Linked DNA regions of Homo sapiens: region 2 is linked to region 1. The links are chromatin loops, found by intact Hi-C in ENCODE. Cell type or tissue: right lobe of liver. All regions are shown on one strand. Links, peaks and the distances in the headings refer to the core of each region. The heading gives the core; the rest is flanking DNA. Region 1 has its middle 17 kb from the start of EN1. Region 2 overlaps LOC105373578 (a long non-coding RNA gene).

Region 1 (2,923 bases), core at 186-2,685:
GTGGCTGTAGTCCCAGCTACTCCAGAGGCTGAGGCAGGAGGATCACCTGAGCCCAGGAGGTCAAGGCTGCGGTGAGCCATGATCTTGCCACTACACTCCAGCCTGAGTGACAGAGTGAGACCCTGTCTCAAAAAAACAAAGGCAAAGATATAAAATTTAGGATAGTGATTAGTTTGGGCAGAGGCAAGGGAATGGGACAGGGAAGACACGTATATACAGAAGATCCACCCACCTTGGCCTCCCAAAGTGCTTTGATTACCGGTGTGAATCACCATGCCTGGCCTTCATTGCCTTTAAAAACAGCCTTTATTACATATTGTTTACTTTTACTTGTATTGGAGTTTCATAAACATAGAATCACTGTTGTTCTAGTTCTTGAAAGTAGTTCCTAAGTATTTATGGTTTGATTTTAAACACATTCATTGGTAGGTATACATATATATCCACATACATAGATATCTCTTGTATGTGTTAAATATATTAGGTATTTTTAATTGTGATAATGCCTAATGTATGGGATTGTTGTGAGAATTAAATGAGATAATATATGCAACAATTGACAACAATTGCATTTATGAGTATTATCATCTCCTAAGAAATCATGGTTGGTCTCCAGAGACACAGATCCAATATTTAAAAAAAAGGAAAGAAATCACATTTGGCCACTTCAGCTCCATGTTTGGGTCACCTCCTGAACTGCGAGTTAGACTCGAGACTGGGCCTTTCTTGTAGGTCACCACCAATGAGGCAGTATTTGAGTCTTCTTCATCAGTGTCTCAAATTCCACCATTAGATTTATGAACTTGGGAAGCCAGAAGTGACTTTAGAGGTCATCCGCTATAACCTTGAGGAGGAGAAGCCCAGAGATGTTGAATGGTTTTCCTAAAACTACTCAGTTCTACTCAAGGTTCTTCTAACCCTCAGTCCACAGCCATTTCCCCAGTGGTTTAGGGTGACAGGCCCAATATTATAGATGTGGAAGAACTGAAATGAGATGGAGAGAAGTGAGAGGAGAAATGGAGGTTGGAAAGACAGCCTTCTACAAGTTTAGGATTTCTGATGCACTGGCCCACTCAGCAAGAGGTGGGTGACATCAGGACTGCAGAACTCAGGACCTGCACACAGCCTGTGACCGGTGTAGTATCAAGAAGTGGCCATACGATGTCACCAGAAACCAGTATTTAGAAATTAGTCAGCAGGGGCTCCCAGCCTACTCTGGGCCTTTTGGTTCCTGTCAGCAGGGGCTCCCAGCCTACTCTCGGCCTTTTGGTTCCTGTCCAGTGGAAATGAAATTTTACTGAAATTCTGAGGTGCTTCTGAGCATGTGACTAACAAGAGAAGGAAAGTAATGAGCAAGTTCTCAAAATAGTTTCAGAAGAGACAGGTAGGCCTACCTGCTCAGAGGACACTCACTGCAAAATTTTCTTCTCAGCAAAAAAGAAAGGCTGCAGGACCTCTCTAGAGCAAAGAGCTCCTTTCCAAATGGGAATGAGATACTTTGTAATCTTTTTTTCTTCTTGCTAAGCCTTTGAAATCTGGTGTGCATTTTACACTGACAACACACCTCAATGCAGACCAGCCACATCTCAAGTGCTCAACAGCCCCAGATAGTGAGGAGCCACCATCCTCAGGGGAGCAGACACAAAGCCACATCACATGGAGTCAGCTCTGAGAAGCAGTCTCCATACAGTACAAGGATATGAGCGTCCAGGAGCATCTGTTCTGAGTGGAAGGATGATTTGTCAGGCAGCGCTGACACAGCCTGGACTCCCCCAGATTCTCTGCCACCTGCTAGATAATGCCTGAAATTCTACCATCTGCTCCTTTTAGGTCTCATATCCTTTAAACCCTAAATGGGACTTACCCTTCTCTCTCTTTTTTACTCACGGGGTAGATCTGAATTTATGGAGGGATGTAGGCTACGAGGTCTGTCCTTCATGGGAAAAGTCGCAGACCAAGAGGACAGAGGATCCGCTTCTTTGACCCATTGTAGACTTGCCTGATAGCCTCCCTGACTGTGCTTGGAGGGGTACTCAGCAGCCAAGGTCACCAGGCCTCCCAGCAAACTGGCTTCCCCGGGGCCAATCGTCCGACTCTCGGAGCCCTGGAGCGCTGATTCCTTCCGCCGCTCTGGACCCGGGTTAGCCTGCTCACACTGGGAGGGGGCCTCTCATCTACACAAGCTTGAGCGGTTTCTGCTGGGCAGAAATTGGGATTGTCTCCACTTTGCCCCTGCAGGCTTAGGAAGGATTTCAGTTTGGTGGTTTCTACAGGCCTTGGACCCATTTTACTCTATGGACTTCTGATATAAACTCGGCCCCTTGTGCTATTGTGGGACCTGATGACATGCTAATATCTGGGAGAAATGATGAACATTTCAGCTCCCAGACCCCACACCAGTGCCAAAGAGCCTGCAGTGTGGAAGAGGCTGAATGTAGGGGGAGAGAGATTGGCAGCCCATGGAGGGGTAATTTTGGCAGCCCTTGGAGGGAGAGAAAGGCTCTCTACATCAGAATAGAAGCCTCACTTCCTAAACATCCTGTCGAAGTAAGAGTGTGTTCTTAAGAGAATTAACCAAAATTATTACACAAATTCTTGGGTTCCCACAGTCCATGGAAAAAACAGCAGCCAGCATGGAACTACAGATACCTAATAAGGATTGGGAGTCATCTGAGCCCCCTGATGTTGAAAATCATCAAATAAAGCTGATTTATTTGATGCAGCTCAGGGCTGCACAGGACAGCTTAAGCCTGCCCGTTCTCCCCGTTAGAAGGCTCCTCTCGGGTGAGCACAGTGGCTCACACCTGTAATCCCAACACTTTGGGAGGCCGAGGTGGGCGGATCACCTGAGGTCAGGAGTTCAAGACCAGCCTGGCCAACTTGGTGAAACCCTGTCACTACTAAAAATACAAAAATTAGCCGA
Region 2 (2,923 bases), core at 307-2,806, 650 kb after region 1:
AAGTAAAAAAAAAAAAAAAAAATTAGCTGGGTGTTACGGTGTGTTCTTGCAGTCCCAACCACTTGAGAGGCTGAGATGGGAGTACTGCTTAAGCCCAGGAGTTAAAGGCTGCAGTGAGCTATGATCACGCCACTGCACTCTAGCCTGGGTGACAGAGTGAGATCCTGTCTCTAAAATATGCATATATATATATATATGTATATAATATACACACACACACACATATATATATTCACTATAAGTGCAAAAGGGTTAATTACTTTACTGTATAAAAATTCCTGGCGGGGCACGGTGGCTCACGCCTGTAATCCCAGCACTGTGGGAGGCCGAGGCGGGCGGATCATGAGGTCAGGAGATCAAGACCATCCTGCCTAACACAGTGAAACCCCGTCTCCACTAAAAAAATTACAAAAAATTAGCTGGGCATGGTGGCGGGTGCCTGTAGTCCCAGCTACTCGGGAGGCTGAGGCAGGAGAATGGCACGAACCGGGGAGGCAGAGGTTGCAGTGAGTCAAGATCGTGCCACTGCACTCCAGCCTGGGTGACAGAGCGAGACTCCATTTCAAAAAAAAAAAAAATTCCTTCGAAGCAACAAAGACATCCTAAGTGAGAAATGGACAAGAAATACAAACAGGCAAGGCACAAAAGAATATATATAATGGCCCATAAATACATGAAAAATGTGTTCCAATTCATTATTTTATTTTATTTTAAAAAGGAACAAATTACTTTAAAGATAGAGATGAGGTCTCACTATGTTGCCCAAGCTGGTCTCGAACTCCTGAGCTCAAATGATCCTCCCTCCTCAGTCTCCTGAAGTGCTGGGATTACAGGCGTGAGCCATCACACCCAGCCCCATTCATTATTAATCTAAGAAATGAAAATTAAAATAACAATAAAACATAGCAAAGATAGAAATGGTTGGTAATGCATGGTGTTGGCAAGGGAATGAGGCAATGGGTTTCCTCCTATAGGCCAGTGTCAATTATTGCGATATTTTTGGATTTCAATCATAATCAAAATCATAATAGTAGCTAACATTTATTGAGACTTTATAATGTACTAAGTTTTCCTCCAAGTGCTTTACATGTATTTAATCCCCACAACAACTTCAGAAGGCAGGAATTCGTATTATCTACATTTTTCAAATGGATAAAACATTGAAACATGTATTTAAAGCCTTCAAATTGTGCTTATTATGCCACATTAGCAACTTCTTACGCCTAAATTGTTCAAGATAAATTCAGAGAGGGCTGTCATCTTTTAAAAATTTTCTTCTTGTTCGTATATTGAATTGTCCCATAAATACAATGCTTCCAAATATTGATTCTTTCTATACCTTGGGCTCAAAGGGGTCCGAAAAATGTGAAAAAATATATAAGCCATTGACCAGCTATTCAATTTCTAGGGATGTTTACAAGGAAGTGAAAGAATATATGTCAAAATTTAGCTACAAGGACAGTCATCCCTGTGATTGCTGAAATAAGAAAATTATAGTAACTAAAATGTCCAAACAATAAGAAATTGGTTGAAGAAGTATATTCATAGGAGGCAATTGTCTGCAATCCTTTTTTAAGCTCATCAAATTGTTTTTGTTGTTGTTGTTTTTATTTATTCATCCTAGAGTCTACTTCCAGATCAAACTTTTTAATCAAACATTTATTTTGAGACATTTATAGATGCATGAGCAGTTGTAAGAAATAATACAGACAGAGCTCATGTACTCTTTACCCAGTTTCCCTCAATGGTAATATCTTGGAAAACTATAGAACAATATCACAAGATTCAGAAAGTTTCCAACACCATCAGGGTGTTTTATAAAAGGTGTTGCCTTTTTATAACCATACCCACTTGCCTCTTACTTTCTCTCTCTCCTTAACTTCTAGTGACCACTAATCTTTTTCTTCATTTCTATAATTGTATCATTTCAAGAATGTCATATAAGTGAAATTATACAGTATGCAACTCTTTGGCTTTTTTTTTTTTTTTTTTTTTTTTACTCAGCGTAATTCTCTGGATATTTATGCAGATCACTGCTTTTTATTGCTGAATAGTATTCCATGGCATGGAAGTACCACATTTGTTTAACCATTCAGCTACTGAAGGACAGCCAGATTCTATTCACTTTGAGAGCAATTACAAATAAAGCTACTATAATCATTTCTTTGCAGGATTTGTGGGAACATAGGTCTTCATTTCTCTGGGATAAATGCGCAGGAGTGAATTGCTAGGTTGTATGGTGGTTTCATGATTAGTTTTTTAGGAACAGCCAGCTTGTATCCAGAGTGGCTGTACCATTTTACATTCTCACTAGCAATATATGAATGCTCCATTTTCTCTGCATTCTCATCAGAATTTGGTGTTGACACCAATTTTTATTTCAGCTAGTCTGATAGTAGTGCTATGTCACGTGGTTTTAATTTGCATTCCTTGATGGCTAATGAAGTTGAACACCTTTAATGTTCTTTTTTGCCATCGGTATAACTTCTCTGGTGAAATGTTTTTTTATGTCTTTTGTTCATTTTCTAATTGGGTCATTTCCTTGTTGAGTTTTGAGAGTTTTTATACATTCTACATATTAGCCCTCTGTCAGATGTGTGACTTGTAAATATTTTCTTTCACTCTGTAACTTGTCTTTTTTTCTTATTAACAGAGTCACAGAACAGAAGTTTTTAATTTTGAACCACAATTTATTTTTTATTTTATGAATTAAGTTTTTGGTGTCAAGTCTAAGAGTATTTCACCTAGCCCTAGATCCAGAAAAACTATCCTGTTTTTTGTGTTTGTGTGTGTTTTTTTTTTTTTTTTTTTTTTTTTTTTTTTTGAGGCAGAGTCTTGCTCCATCACCCAGGCTGGAGCGCAATGGTGCAATCTCAGCTCACTGCAACCTCCACCTCCTGGGTTCAAGTGATTCTCCTGCCTC

What was found. A loop is a pair of places that touch in the nucleus more often than their neighbours do. Peaks named below come from ENCODE experiments on the same cell type or tissue, not always from the same donor. Only the 100,000 strongest peaks of a DNase experiment are listed, where the experiment ranks them.
Region 2: a loop joins it to region 1, with 7 times the contacts of the local background. A loop is called at or near these places in 103 of 110 quality-filtered maps.

Annotation. Positions count from the first base shown.
Region 1 is chr2:118,863,551-118,866,473 of GRCh38, reverse strand. No RefSeq gene overlaps it. Among named protein-coding and RNA genes, the nearest start is that of EN1, 17 kb to the right of the region's middle. In right lobe of liver, for the core only: a CTCF peak has its summit at 1,157; a DNase peak (open chromatin) is centred at 1,144.
Region 2 is chr2:118,215,901-118,218,823 of GRCh38, reverse strand. The region is part of intron 1 of LOC105373578 (a long non-coding RNA gene); the gene reads left to right. Among named protein-coding and RNA genes, the nearest start is that of THORLNC, 31 kb to the right of the region's middle. In right lobe of liver, for the core only: no CTCF peak of the experiment used is centred there; no DNase peak of the experiment used is centred there.